Linked DNA regions of Homo sapiens: region 1 is linked to region 2. Evidence: chromatin loops called from intact Hi-C (ENCODE). Cell type or tissue: heart right ventricle. All regions are shown on one strand. Links, peaks and the distances in the headings refer to the core of each region. The heading gives the core; the rest is flanking DNA.

Region 1 (8,347 bases), core at 146-8,145, 320 kb after region 2:
TCCTAGAGAATGTCTTCCAGGGTGTCAGGTTTCTGCAGTTGTCTTAAGAAAACCCTCACAAGAATTCCAGAATTCAAATTCGGACATGAGAAGATTTTCAGGGGTTCCACAAAGCATCAGGATGCCAGTCTGTCCAGACAGCTCTGTGCAGGATAACAATTCTCACCTAATTCCTCCCTCACCTGGAAAAACGGGAAACACCAGGATGTAACTCCATGAAACAAATGAAAATCCATGTCAGGCACAGAGATAGAAAACATAAATCAAAAAGGTAACTATCTTTGCTTCCGTTGACAGAACAAATAGGTGATTTTCTCAATCTTGTTTAAGTGTGCTGATATTTAAAGAATGTAGATGTTGAGAAACACTGTAAGTATTTTTCAAAACTTTTGAGAATATTTTACTTTTATAGTAAAAAGTAAGTCTTTGGACGCACACATATTTAGGATTAAATCTTTGCTCTATGGCTTACTAGTTGCATGATAGGGGTAATTTGCATACTTCTTTTAAAACTCAGTTTCTTTTATTGTAAAAATCAAGATAACACTAAACAGTGAAAGGGAAAGCTTTCTGATGAACCAGATTATTACTCAGATGTCTGCAGAAAAGCTATGCCTTACTGTGAGGGAGGCTGGTCAGAAGGGTGGATGGGTGGGGACTCCGTAAGGCTGAAATGCACTGTGTCATTGGGCAGGGAGCTGAACTAGAGATGAAAATAAAACATAAACAAACTAAAAACTATAAAAGCAGCTCAAGACAATTAACTTTCTAGTTTATGTTAAAGGTCAGGCTTTTCCATCAGCCCTGCCTTAGCCCCTGGCACAGAGTTTATGGGACAAGAAGCAGAAGAGAGTGGGAAATAGAAAATGTTTTCAAAATACTTAAAAGCGTCAGTGAGATACATGCTCAGATTTCACTGGGATAAGTTACCTCAGCAGCCAAGAAAACCAAAACACTAAATGGGACCTAAAGGACTTTAGTTTGAAACACATCAGGGATATCTCCCAAATACACAAGTATCCACAAAGATGATGTCAAAAATCACACAGAAATGGAGAAGCTGGGATGGCTGGAATTCAGCTGGTGCTAAACTTAGGGATCAATGCTTAATCATGTTTATCCTGACTATATCAAACTGGTCAGATGTAGGATAATGTATTTCATATGTATATAAGACTTCTAGCACTTTCTAAGAATACTACTCAGCACCCCCCTCTTAGGAACTGCCTCTCTCCACCATCAGCATAATCAAATCCAGAGCTGCAATCTTAATACAAAGTGACCTCAACAACTGGCCCCAGGAGTGGCTGCCTTGGCAAGCTGAGCTAATGGATTTCTTCTCCAGGACCCTTGGGCTTGAGATGATATAAAGCTTGAGAAGAGTCTTTGGTTGTTCTGATATTTCATGTTTCCCACTGTGAGAGATGAATCTGCATGGAGTGAGACACAGAGGTAGGGACCTAGCAGCAAGTCCCTAGTTCCAGATGTCTGAAGCCCAGCTGCACCCCTGTCTTCCCAACACTTTGCTGTTCAGGTCTTCTTTCGACTCCTCTGAAGCCAGACATCCTAGCTTTGAATCCCAGCTCCACTTACACAGTAGACTCTGTGGCATGCCACCAAGATCCCCCTTCAGAACTAAAGAAGATTGATTCTCCCAGCTGTTGGGAGTGTTGCCAGCAGACTGCTGTCAGCTGTCAGCCCCCTCCGGGAACCGTCCTCTACTGAAGAGAACTGCCTGACTCTTCAGGGATAACTTCCATAATATTTTATATTCTTTGTGTCCCAATTCTAAAAAAACAATGCAGGGCCATCCCTGTCCCAGAACTCTCCATGGAGCTGCCAGAAGCCTTTGTTGAGACTGCATCACATCCCGACTTCTCCCTCTGCCCATTCCTGTTTCCTGTTCTTCCCCCAAGGTGTTGACCCTAGAAACACTCCCTCATATACTTCCCACATGCAAATGTCCAAACCAGAGTCCACTTCTCAGAGCACCCAACCTGCAACAACTAACTTGTAGAATCTTGCAAGTCACTGAACTTCTCTGTGCTTCAGTTTCATCATCTATTAAGTGGGGATAATAATATAACCTACTTCATAGTAATATCATGGGGATTAAATGAATTAATATATGTAAAGTGTTTAGAACAGAACAGCATTGATACATGATAAGTGCTATTTTATTCTCTGTTATTCTTATATTTAGTATTATTTTTATTACTACTATATAGCAAGTTAAGTCTTATTTCCCTTTTATACAACTTACATTGATTAAGATTGGACAAGTTTCTAAGGGATCCTAACTTTGAACACAAAGAAGTTCAGGCTTACAGGGTCCCTGAATCAAACATTTATTTCCCTTTTGACTTGGTTCATTAAGAGTCCAAGCATGTAGGCCTTTAGGGTTCACAGAAGAAGATTCATTTATTGACTCAAGCTTGTGCCTGAGAAAGGGCGACAGGGGTTAGCTGTGGAGCCTGGTTTTTGCCAATCTGTTGTTTTTGTAAGTGCTGCTTTGTACTTCTGCCCAGAGGTGCTGGTGATGAGTGTGTTGCTATAAAACTAGACATAAAACATGTGAAATGGAGCCTAAATCATAAAGACAAAAATTGTAACAGCAGGTTAGATTTTATGGCTTGAATTTGTCTTAAATTGGCATATATAGCATTGCTGCTGGGATCCCTTGAAGTGGCATATGCAAATCAAAGGTAAATATGTCCCAGACAATTAAATATTGTTCTACAGTGAGATCAATATTGATAACTGAGCAGTAACCATAACTCTTGATGAAAGGATAAATTTCGTTTTTATTATTCTGTTGTGAAAGATAATTCTACTGTGAAAAATTCTGTTGTGTTCACCTAGAAAGTGATTAACTAATTGAATATCTCAATAAATATTTCTTATATATCCAAAGCATAATGGAAATTCTTTTAGGAAATGAAGATTGTTTTAGGAAAATAGGTGACATCTGGACCACCCAGAACTTGCCCTCTGTGCAAGTTAATGCCTTTTTTAGCTATGAGTCCTAATGTAACAACAGGGCAAGGGAAGGAAAGTGGAGAATCAAAAAAGGCTACCTGGCCATAGAAAACAAGAGGTTGCCCTGGACCCGCTTCTCTAGTCACTTAGCCCAGCACCATGACTTTTTAAACCATCTCTATGTCGGTAATTCCCAAATCTGCATCTAGGTCCTCTCCCGTGAAATATGGGTCTCCTATCTAAAGCTCTACTTGGATGTCAAATAAGTATCTCAAATATTGAATGATGCTTGATTTTTCCACTGAAAAATCTGCTTCTCCCTTGGAGTTCCCCATGTTTGTAAATGACCTCAGCTTTCTTCTGGTTGCTCAACAACAACAACAAAAAAACAAAAAAAAAACTAGAAGTTATCCTTGATTCTTCTTTTTCCTGACTTAATCTTTAAATATATCCTGAATGTGTGTGCTACTTTCCACCTTCACCACCACCACCCTAGTCCAAGCCTCCACATCACTCTCTGCTACGATCCTCCAGCCTCTCCCATGATGGCTTTTTTTCTGTCGCTCAGCTCCCAGTTCTCTGCTCTTCACACTAATCATAACATATCATTTCTACCTCCATGCCTCTGTGTGATCTCTTCCCCAAGTCTAGATTGCTCATACCCCTGGTCCACACACAGCTCTTCTTGACACTCAGATCCTCAACAGTGACTTTCCTGACCACCCAAACTAATAAAGATACTAGAAACTTTTCTCATTCTCCCCCCACCACCTTTTTTTGAGACGCTTTTTTGGGGTCTCACTCTGTTGCCCAGGCTGGTGTGCAGTGGTGCAATCATGACCCACTGCAGCCTCAACCTCCCAGGCTCAAACAATCCTTCCACCTCAGCCTCCTGAGTAGCTGAGACTACAGGTGCATGCCACCAAATCAGTTAATTTTTGTATTTTTTGTACTGACAGGGTTTCACTATGTTGCCCAGGCTAGTCTCAAACTCCTGGACTCAAGCAATCCACCCCCATCAGCCTCCCAAAGTGCTGGGATTACAGGTGTGAGCCACTGCACCCAGCCACATGTCCCCTTTTTTTTAATGTGTTGCAAATCCCTCATCACTATCTGATAGGTTTTTATTGTTTATTTATTCAGCTATTTATTGTCTGTCATGAACATACATACATTTTTATGAATGTACGTCATAAGAGAACAGATAGGGGGCTGAGGTGGGAGGATCACTTGAGCCTGGGAATTCAAGACCAGCCTGGGTAACATAGGAGACTCCATCTCAAGAAAAAAAAAGAGAGAGACCTTGCCTGTCTCTGTCCCCATTGGATATCCAAAAGTAGGGGCTCAGAAAACATTTGTTGAATTAATGAATGAGTGGTAATAACCAAATATTGGAAAATCAAGTCAAAAACAAGACCAAACTGATAAGGGAATGCATAGATTAAGTAAAAGTCTACCATGTTCTGAGTGCCATGTTACTCATTTTTATATATGCTAATTTATTTAATCTAACCATCATCTATCTGAAGTAGATTATATTGTGATAATCTCACATTTTTAAGTCAAAGAAAAAAATGCAAAGAAGTTAAGTATTTTTCCCAAGTTCAAACTAGTAAAACACAGCAAGGCTAAGTGTGACTTTAAAACCCAGCTCCTTCCAACAATCACATTGGTTTGCTATCAGATCCCAAGTCTTCACTCATTTCCCTTCATTACTGGTAATGAGAAGTAGGTATTCATGATTCAAATAATCTTTTTCATTTATACTCTGGCAAAATTCCTCTGATTCTAGTTATACTTCATGCAAAGAATCTACCATGAGATTACTTATCAGGTAGTGAAAAGATTTGTACAATAATAAAAGTGTAACAATAAATATATATTTCATATTTACCTTTGGAAAAAAAATACATCTTAGCTCATTAGACTAAATTGTCAGTTATCTGAAGCTTATAAAAGGATAGCCTGGATTCACACTGTCTCACACACACACACACACACACACACACACACACACACACACTACTATTGCTTCCCTGATTAACTTCGTGGCTTCACTGAAATGTAGAAAACACACGAGATTTTTACAAACAGTATTATTTTTATACTTTGGCCCACTACATATGAAAAGAGGGGATTGTACCAGATGGCCTCTGAGATCCCTGCCAGCTCTCGCCTCCCAGGAATAAACAAGCAGAGTGGGAAGAACACAGGCTTTGAAGTAAAACAGACCCAAATTGTAACAGTGAACCTCTCAGAACTTTTATTATTCTGTAAAATTAACATAATAAATTTACTTCTCAGAGTGGTTATAAAGACTGGTAAGGCACTTAGTACAAAGACTAGTGCGCCCATATTTTTATATGGTCGCCATTATGATTGTTATGAGTTAAGTTGTGTCCCCTTAATAAAGAGATGTTGAAACCCTGACATCCGATGCCTCAAAAATGTGACCTTATTTGAAAATAGGATCTTCATAGAGGTAATCAAATCAGAATGAGGTAATTAAGGTAGGCCCTAAATCAATATGATTGATTAAAAGGGGGAATTTGGATACAGAGACAGACATACACAAAAAGGGGAAATTTGGATACAGAGACAGACATACACAAAAAGGAGGAATTTGGATACAGAGATAGACATACACAGAGAGAATGTTGTGTGAAGATGATGGCAGAGATCGAGCCAAGGGACACTACAGATTGCCACCAAACCACCAGAGACAGGCTAGGCAAGAGGCATGGAACAGACTCTCCCTCACAGCCCTCAGGAGGAGTCAACCCTGCCCACACCTGGATCTTGAACTTCAGGCCTCTGGAACCATGAGACAATAAATTTCTATTGTTTGGGCCAGTCAGTTTATGGTACTTTGTTACAGCAGCCCTAGCAAACTAAGACAGGACTCTGAGTGACTAACTGTTCCTGGTGTATTTGTGTTGTTTTTCCACCTAGCAGTCAATGGTTTTGAAACTCTTTGACAGCAAGCTCAGCAAGAAAAATATTTTACATAGTCACAAAATATATATACATATATATGTATAAATGCTCACACACACACAATACTAGATAGATAAATAGATGATAGATAGATAGATAGATAGATAGATAGATAGATAGATAGATAGATAAAATGTTGCAGACTGTTACCTTAAATGCACTCTGATATTTTCTATTCTGCTATTTTTAACCTGGTAGTAGCGCACTAACTTGATTTCACCACCACTTAAGAAGCACTAAGCTGGACTACAAACTCCTTCAGAGCATGAACACACCTCTCTTTTCTTAGCCTCTACCCAACACTGGACATGTAATAGTCAAAGAAACACTTCATGATTGACTTTTAAGGCCAAGACTTATATGATGCCTTTTTTATGTCACTACTTTGAGCTCTTTTCATAAATCTATACCAAAATATTCAATGTCCATGGGAATTCTTGAGTAACTACCAGAAAAGCATGTGGCAATGACTGGTGAATATTCCTAGATCAAATCATATCATGATAAAAATATATGTTGGATGTTTCTTTAATACACAGATTACTTTTATCCTGGGTGGTATTAGTTTTTCCAAGGGTGCTGCTGTTCTGCATGCTGGTTATAAACCCCCAAAATTAGTATATGTAAATCAAGGTTGCTTTTAACCATAAGAAAACCTGTGATTTTCATCAGATGTTATACATATTGGGAAGGGAAAAAGAAGTTGCTTCAATATTTTATATCATATTGCTGCATATTAAAATGAATTATATCAAATAAATATTAAATAATAAGTGATAAATGCTTCTCACTGGTGAATTAAGATATTAGGCAATTGATGTGTTAAACTTTTGAGGATGTTTGTGGATTTATTAGTTATCTATGTTTATTCTCTTTATAAAATCTCAAAAATATAGTCCAATGTAAAAGCCACAGATAACTATTCAGTGCTTACTATATCTGCAAGAAACTATGTCCAATATAAAATTATATGAGATGAGATATCTACCCTCTAGGCCCTGCTTAAAATTTGGTTGAATTAAAAGACACAGGACTGGCCAGGCGCAGTGGCTCATGCCTGTAATTCCAACACTTTGCATGGCTGATGTGGGAAGATTGCTTGAGTCCTGGAATTCGAGACCAGTCTGGGCAAGATAGCAAGACTCCATCTCTACAGAAAATTTCAAAAATTAGCCAAGCATGGTGGAATGTGCCTATAGTCCCAGCTATTCAGGAGGCTGAGGTGGGAGGATCATTTGAGCCTGGGAGGTCGAGGCTGCATTGAGCTGTGATCGCAATGCTGCACTCCAATCCAGGCAACAGAGTGAGACCCTGTCTCAAACAAAACAAAACAAAACAAACAAACAACAACATAGGACTACTGGACTAGGTGCAGTTTGACTGCAGTTACAGCCATGACTACCCATTTCTATCACCTCTCAAACCTCCACCACCACCACCACTATTAACTTAATTTCCAATGAAAGAAGTAGTCCAAGTAGAGATAAAACTGTCCCTTGCATTAAATACTCTGGCTGGGAGTTCTTCACCTGCCAAGAAACTTCAGCACCACTCCTCTCTCCCATGCACCCAACACCCTCAAGCCCCCACAGTAGGGTACATCAGTTTATGCTTCAAAATTTGCTCCTGATGCTATCAACCACACCAACAAGAAAATTCCCTTCCCTTCCCTCATCTGGGTACTCACAATGTGCTCAGCTAATCAGGTGTTTTTAAAATTTTTGAAATAAAATATTTTAATGCTATATTCCTACTCTGACCTTCCCCCATTATATTTCTCCTAATGTAGGTGGTATGGCAGTGGCTCTAGGCAATTCTGGAATCCAAAGAAGAGTTGAATTGGGGATGTATTTGGTTTGGATTAAGTGGGATCTATTCATGTGATTCACAGTCAATATAGAGATAGCACAGTTAGTGTTCCAGTGGGAGAATGGCTTCGGAGAATTCTAGTGGCCCCTATGCTGACTCAGCCAGTGTCATAACATCAAACTGCAGGGCCAACCATTGCATCACAATATGACAGGGCCTATGATATCCAGCACCAGATGTACATAGGTACTGAAGGGAAGACGAGTATTGACATGGAAGGAATCAGGAGGTGATCTGTTAAAAAATTATTTTAAATTTTACTTCCAATATGAAAGAAATTTTGCCAAGTCTGACAACCCCAAAAATGTACATATCACTACCAATAACAAGTTGAAAATTGAAAGAAACTTTAAAATAAAGAACAATGAAAAATAAACATTGCCGATCGTTCCAGAGGAAATGCTAACTTATCTTTCTATTCTCTTTGAACAGGTGATCCAAAGACTATGCAGGCAAAACATGAAAGAAAAAAATCTAGAAGTGGATCAGGAAGTAGCCCAAG
Region 2 (8,347 bases), core at 65-8,064:
TGGCTGTGGTTTACTCTGGCCATTCCTCTGCCAAATGCACAAAGAAGCCTCGTCAGGTAAAACTCTTCCAACTCTCTAAATGTAAATGACTGGCCTCCAGAGAGGTTATCTATCATGCATTATGAAGACAGCCCTAGACTTCTCTGTGAAAATATGGAACTATTATAAAGACACAGAAACCAAAGGGCATTATGTTTTTCACTTTCTTTTGTAAAAAGGGTCCCAAAGGAGGAGTGTGGGAGAAATAGAAAAGTCACAGAGGAGGTACAATCATAAGTATGATTATTTCCACCATATGTTTGCATTATTTCTACCATATGCCTAAACATATGGTAGAAATACCCATACTTATGATTATACCTTCTCTGTGACTTAGCGAAGAAACTGTCTTTATTTAAGTCTTTATGAAGTTGTAGTAATAGTTGGAGAAGCTTTCTCAATTGCTTTATTATAAAGAACAAAACTGGGAAGATACATTACCATAAAATAACATCAATTTATGGCAGTTATTAGAGGTTACCTTGCAGAATCAGTTACCAAAAAAAAAGAACCAAGAAATTTTGCACATTTAGTAATCATAACTAGAGATGTGATATCACCATCACTGGATGTCATTGTAAAGAAGCCTTTGAGCAGTCATTTCAAAAGTCATTATAATAAGCAGTTACTTTAAGGAAGCCATGAATATCCACCCACAGAAACAATGAAAAAACAATAATGCTACTGTTATGCATATGGATTATTGTAGCATACCATCATTATCTCAACTTAAAAACAGTATTCTTAGTCTGTAAAACTTGTAGATGAATCAAAAAAATGGCTTTAAAACTGATTTGTTAAATTGTTATCAAAACTGCCTGTAAAAAGTATGAATTTTTTTTTTTAATGTGAGATTGAAAAAAAGGGATGGGCTGGGCACGATGGCTTATGCCAGTAATCCCAGCACTTTGGAAGGCCAAGGTGGGTGGATCACCTGAGGTCAGGGGTTCGAGACCAGCCTGGCCAACATGGCAAAAGCCATCTCTCCTAAAAATACAAAAATTAGCTGTGCATGGTGGCGCACACCTGTAGTCCCAGCTACTCAGGAAGCTGACGCAGGAGAATCACTTGAACCTGGGAGGTGGAGGTTGCAGTGAGCTGAAATTGCACCACTGCACTCTAGCCTGAGTGACAGAGTGAGACTCCATCTCAAAAAAAAAAAAAGGATGTTCAAAATTGATGTCATTAATGTATATAATATTAAATATGCACATGTGACTAAGTAAATTAAATATTATACCAATATAATAAATTTATCTACATTATTTAAAGTTTTTATTTCCATGAGAGTGAGATATTTGTATATTTTGTTTACTTTTGGACCTCATGTGCATCAGACAGGAATCGACATATTGTGGGCATGCCGTAAATATTTACCGAATGAATAAATATAGTTAGTTTAAAACTTTTCTTTAATCTATTCACTAGGAAAAAAGTAAATTTCACAATAATAATATAGTCAAACATATGTGGTAATACCTTGTTTTTTTATATGAAACAAAATCTATATTTTTATTAATTTATATAGAGAGAAACAATTATAGATTCACATGCAGTTGTAAGGAATAATACAGAGATCCTTTGCACACTTTGCCCAGTTTCCTCAGATGGTAATATTTTGCAGAATTATAGACTATTATGACAATAAGGATATTAACATTCATATAATTCACTGATCTTATTCAGGTTTCCATTCTACTTGTTGAGTCTGAGACACGGATTCATGAAGGAACAAAAGTGAAAATAGTTTTGTATTAAATACTTTTGTATTTAATACTTTTGTATTAAAGACATGTTAATGCAGTCATTAGTAACAGCTGTGTAATTTTTTTCTTAATCACTCTTTAAAAATGTTAGTATCATCCTCAAAATGCCTAAGTTCTCTGATTAGAAACATATAGGATGAGCTGAACCTATTAAATCGATTAGGTAGAACATATATGCTTTTATAGGCAAATATTCAATAAACAGATAACATGAGCCCTTCAAAGTTTATTCTCCTCTATTGTTTTAACAAAGAACAATGGGCTTTTCTGCATTCATGGAAGCACTAGTTTGGAAATAATTCTGTGTTATGGGCTAGGCCTATCTGCTTGATCAAGTTGGAAAGATTGCCTGCTGACTAGTAAAATTAATGAAGTGAATTCACACTTGGGACTTTAGAGAAGAAGAAAATATTCTGATCTATAGTTTTCTCACCAATAATGAAAAAGGGGTTGAAGTGCTCTATAAAGACCATTTAGCTCTAAAATTTCTATACTTCTAAGCTACTTGCCAGCATTTCCAGTGCATATAAAATGAGATTCTTTACATAATTGGCTGGTTATGTCTTGTACCTTCAGTACTTACCCACTTAACATTATTCTTTACTGTGATATTTAAAAAGTTCCATAAGTAATTTCCACTAAAAGCCAATTATTACACACCCGCACTTACAAAAAGCCTGTGGCTCTCTCTCATATTGCACAAAGCTGCAAAGAGTCCTGACTGCCTTCTCCTACTTGTACAATTTAGTTAGCATGCTCTTCAGCTCCAGTAGTTGTCACAAAAATGAGCGAGGCTCAATTTCCACATAGTCACTGAAATGATCCTTTTCATGTTAAACTGCTTCCAGGGTGCCAGTCTGGAAGGCAGATCCTATGTATTGAATATCTAATTTTCCCCATGGAAAGTTCTGTGTACCATGGGGAATCCAGAAAAATAGGCACAGTCCTTGAGCAGTATATTCTGAGACTGGAGTTTCTCTTTTCATATTTGGGTCTCTTTTTTAGACTATCAGTAACATTAGTTACATAGAAAAATAAACAGGGAGAACGTTGCTTGGCATAATATGCTAGGGCTTTTACAGTAATAACTCTTGAATTACATGGGGAAATTGCACTAAATGAATTCTAGTGTCTCTTTCAACTGTAAAATTTCATGATACCATCCTTTTTTGCCATCTTAAATAATGAAAAAAAACTGATGTATCAATACATGAAGCTTCTTTCTCAGACCTTCATTCTTTGGCCATTATTTTTATATTAGTAATGCCTGTCATACCTTCTCTTTAGGTAACCTTCAAGACTTACATCAGGTTTGCCTTCTAACTACGTGTCAGGTCCAGATGGGTGATTCTTTCTCTTCTCTGTTCCCATAGCAAGGTGTACACACACTGATGCTGTAGCACTCTTCATGTGTTTTTTTGACAAGTTAGCTTTTTTCTCTTCATATAACATTTGTATACTCATAGTTTATCAATCGCCCAATAAATTTATGTTGACTGGAATTTTAGAAATATTGACACCTGGTACAAAATTTAATCGGAATCTCTCATTTAAGAATTCCATTCTACCTGACTATGTCAATATTTTTCACTGTTCTAGTTGATTTTAAGGCCATTTTAAATTAGTGGCCATTCATGAGGCACCATGAACTTCAACAACAGCAACTACAAACAGCACACGCAGTGAGTTAATGAGAAGAACCACCATCAACATAAGCATATCTACTAATTTCTTCCCAAGAAGAAAAACCAAATAGCAACTGTAAGAATGATTTTTTTAATCTTTTTAATCTTTGACCAAACTTTAATCTGTATACTCAATTATTGATTGGAAAGGTAAGTAGAAAAAACATAAATGTGGGGCTCCAACATATCAGAGTTCAAATTCTAGTTCTACCAATGACTGACCATGTGAAGTTAGGAATATTTAGGATCTCTAAGACTTTGCTTTCAGGTTAATAAAATGATAATTGTAATCCCTACTTTGCATAGTTGCACTCAAGATTTGAGGAGGTAAAGCTGCTGACAAACAGTAGGCACTCCTTAAATGATAGCTATGATGGCTATTTCTCAAATTGCTCTTAAAAGTTTACTTGGTTCTTGGATATTGTTTCAAGGAAGTGTGATCATAAATTATGGAAAATAAGACTTATCTATATTAATGCATTCTTTTCAGAGGATGTACATGCTGATCAAGTTTAAATGCATCTTAAATATTCAATAGATCTTTTGCTATTGCCATGCTACTCTTTTATAGCATTAAGTAATTATACTTTGAGATATTTAGATTTTTAAAAATAGAACAGTAATTAAACTCTTATCCATGCTGAATTCATTGATGAATAAGTTAAAATTCCAGGGACAGGCCGGGCGCAGTGGCTTATGCCTGTAATCCCAGCACTTTGGGAGGCCGAGGTGGGGGGATCACCTGAGGTCAGGAGTTTGAGATCAGCCTGGCCAACATGATGAAACCCGTCTCTACTAAAAATACAAAAAATTAGCTGGGCGGGGTAGCAGGCACCTGTAATCCCAGCTATTCGGGAGGCTGAAGCAGGAGAATTGCTTGAACCCAGGAGGTGGAGGTTGCAGTGAGCCGAGATATCGCACTGTTGCACTCCAGCCTGCGCAACAAGAGCAAAACTTCAACTCAAAAAAAAGAAAAAAAAAAACAGGGACAATCAAAGAATGTCAAGAGGTGGCTCTCTTTGGGGAACTGTGTCCTATCTGGCCAATCTTGCGGTAGGATTTCTAAAGAAAGTTTGAGGGAATATATGTCATTGTCTTTATGAGGCATGTTCCAATTCATCAGAAATTCGTCAGAATGAACTAAAAACTAACAAGCTGGTTAGCACAAGTTGAAGGTCATTTTCAAAATGGTTTAATTTCACCCGTATCAATAGGCAAGGTTTAAGTATCTGGTCCCTTCTTACCTCACCATATTAAGTAAAGGCTTTCTCTTCCAGTTTCCCACCCAAATTAAGCACATGTGAACTGTTGGCCATCAGTCAAATTTCTGCTTGTTCTTTGATGCACTTTTGAAACGTGATACATTTATCCCTAGAGAGGAAAAATTTGAATCCCTCCTGCCACTGTCACTTAGGTCAAAATTAAATTAATTATCTTTACCAAATACAGACTGTTATTTGCATGTTACTTTTTTAGTGAATAATATCACCAAGTAGCATCAACATAAAAACCTGAAGTCCTCCTAGATTCTTCTCTCTCTCTCTCTCTCAGCTTTTTCTCACCTAATTGATGAATGAATCTTGAACATTCTACTTCTTGTTCCTTCCAAAAATAAAGTGATGAGAAGACGCAAAGATAGCTACATGTAGAGATTGGGATGCCTACAAAAGGGGACACTGGCATCTATCTCTCTTTCTCCAGCCAGACATGTTCTGAATTGTTGAATAATGATTTCCATTGCTGCCATGCAATTTGCATGAAGCCTTATGACAAAGTTCTTGGGAAAAATAATGATGTGTGTTCCTTCAAGCTTGTAGGCAAACATGAATAATGAAACACTTACTTTCTCATGGTCTTCAGAATTCTAAAGGCCAAAAACTGAGTAGCCAGGAATAGTAGCATAAAAAGAAAAGACACTAATGGGAGCTGCACTTTCAACATTTGTTGGCAAATATATATATCACTTAAGGTGGCTGAATTTGAGCCATCTTGAATTCTCTCTAACAGGCTCTCTGATAGAGTGAAGAGTCTCTAGAAGTATGTGACAGATAACCAAGATAGGCCTGAGGAGAAATGGTGGGGAAGAAGGCAGGCATGGAAGACCAGCTCAACAGGGCATCACCCAAGTCAGGAAGTGTACAGTATACACAGCTTCATAAAGGGCTTCTAATGACCCACAGATGTATACCCAAGAAGGCCTGGGTTTACATGTGTATTGAGGCCATTGAACAATATTTTTGTAAGATTATAATTCTTCTCCACTTACTCCCCAACCTCCATGGTCCGTGTGTGGAACAGCCAGTAGCAGAATGGTACTAACAAGTTGAAGGAAGAGTGAAGAAAAAATCCATGTCTTCCTTTCATACTTAAGGTCCCAAAGTCAAGGGATAAAGTGACTTCTGGAGAAAAGAAATGCTTGTAATCAGGTTGAAAATGAAAGATTTTAGGTAAACTGGCTTGGGATTTTTAACACCTATGGAATCTACCCAAAAAACTACCCGTGGACCCGAAAGTATGATCCAACCAAATATGTTTAAGGACCTTACTTGGAGGAACAAGAAGCCATTTCTTACATATACCAATTCAAATTCAGAGTCTGTTCAATAAAATATTAGCTTCAACAATTATTGTTACTGTGGTGGTTGTGGTAGTGGTGGTGGTGGTTGTTACTGTTATTGCCAGTAGCGATAGCAGTAATATCTATTTCTTCTATGTGGTAAAATTTTTGAAGGCAGAAAATGCCTTTGGTTTGTAACCTTATAACTTAATGCAAGACCAAGTTAACTAATTTTTTAATATCTGCTTAAGTATCTCATGAGACAGGAAAATGTGAATAAATTTTGACCCTGCTTCATCCTTAACTTGTTAAAGAATAAAAATTCATTCAGTCACTCATTCACAAACATTTATCATATGCCTACTACATTCCAGAAAGTATACTAGACACTGGAGTACAATTATAAGCCAAAGAAATGTGATCCCTGACCCCATGGACCCTGTAGTCTACTGGGAAATTCAGGAAGTTACTGGGCACCTATATTACACAATAGGAACTGATATGAGGAAAGTCTATAGGAACACTTAGAAGGGACACTTAATTCACACTGTGATATGGCCACTGAACCTAAAATATTTACTACCTGGCCCTTATATAAAAAGTTTGCTGACCTCTGAGCTAGAAGTTTGGTTAGGCTAGAATGTCCAAGATGGCCACATTTATACATCTGGGAGTTGGTCTCAGAGTTGGGTTGCCTCCCTTTTCTTCTCCATGGCCTCTTATCCTTAAGTAGGCTTCTCCATGCTTCTTCCGAACATGATGCTTGCAGGATTTCAAGAGTGTGAAGGTACACTTGCAAGAATTCTCAGAACAACATCACTATAATCACTTCTATTGGACAAGGTAAGACTTAAGACCAGTCTGCATTCAAGGAGCTGGACAAATGAACTTTCTTATCCGTTAGTGGGAGGAGTAGAAATACTGTATTTATTCCCCTTTGCAATAGTAATTGTACTGTCAGCAGTGTTTCAATCATACTACATAAATTTTTATATGTTTGTGATTTTATTATCTTAACTATCTACCACATTCAAGAGTAAAGTTCTTGCATCTTGATTGGGGTATAATTACAAATGTGTATACTCGTGTAAGTTTTTTGTCCCTACTAACAAAATCCAACTTAAAATTATCCATTTAAAGGCTATTTTTGTCTATTTATAGCTTTCTGTTCACAATGGCTAACTTTTAACAAATATTAAAGTCTTATTTTCTTTCCTTTTAGTTTATATCTCAAATCATCATAAGGATTTTGGTTTCTTATGGAGAATACAGTCAAATTAATGGTTCTTGAACTACTGCTCAATTAAAACATCTACTGTTAAAAAATAAACAGAAAATCAGTGAGGATACAGAAAATCTGAATAACACCACCAACCAACTTGACTTAAATGACATATATAGAACACCCCACCACCAACAGCAGGATATATATTACATATTATTTTCAAGAACACACTGAACATTCTCTAGCGTAGACCATAGTCTAGGTCATGAGACAAGTCACTGTATTTGAGAGGATTTAAACCATACAGAGAATGTTCTCTGGCTACAATTTAATATAATCATGAGTCAACACCAAAAATAAAACTGAGAAATCTTCAATTATTTGGAAATTGAAAAACATAATTATAAATTACTAACAGACCAAGAAAAAATAACAGAAATTTTTAAATATCAAACTAAATATGAACACAATAATTAAATAAAAATCATATCAAATTTTATGGGATGCAGTTAAAACACTGCTTAGAGGAAACTTTATAGCTGTAAACACTACTCTTAATGGAAAAAAATCTAAAATCAATTATCCAAGTTTGCCTTTTAAAAAGGTAGAAAAAAAGAGAAAATCAAAGCCAAAGTAAGCCAAAGAAAATAATAAAGATCAAAGCGCAAATCAATAAAATAGAAAACAGACAGCAATGAAAAATTGATACAATTAAAATTTAGTTTCCTAAATTTTCTTTAAAAAGGAAAATTAGTAAAAGTTCACCTAAAATGACCAAGAAAAAGAATAACATCAATTACCAAAATTAGGAACAAAGTAGAGTTTTTCACTATAGAACACAGAGCTATCAAAATATTTATAAGACAATGTTACAAAAAACTTTATACCAAATAGATTACATGAAATAGACAAATTTCTAGAAAGACACAAATTACCAAAACTGAGTTAGGAATACATAGAAAATCTGAATAGACCTATATAAAGTAAAGAAATTGTAATTTAAAATCTTCCCACAAAGAAAAATCAAAGCCCAGATGACTTCTCTGATAAATTCTATCAAACAAACATTTAAGCA

What was found. A loop is a pair of places that touch in the nucleus more often than their neighbours do. Peaks named below come from ENCODE experiments on the same cell type or tissue, not always from the same donor. Only the 100,000 strongest peaks of a DNase experiment are listed, where the experiment ranks them.
Region 1: a loop joins it to region 2, with 2.6 times the contacts of the local background. A loop is called at or near these places in 28 of 110 quality-filtered maps.

The regions. Positions count from the first base shown.
Region 1 is chr3:22,892,552-22,900,898 of GRCh38, forward strand. No RefSeq gene overlaps it. Among named protein-coding and RNA genes, the nearest start is that of UBE2E2-DT, 310 kb to the right of the region's middle. In heart right ventricle, for the core only: no CTCF peak of the experiment used is centred there; DNase peaks (open chromatin) are centred at 1,639 and 5,139.
Region 2 is chr3:22,571,252-22,579,598 of GRCh38, forward strand. No RefSeq gene overlaps it. Among named protein-coding and RNA genes, the nearest start is that of ZNF385D-AS2, 620 kb to the left of the region's middle. In heart right ventricle, for the core only: no CTCF peak of the experiment used is centred there; no DNase peak of the experiment used is centred there.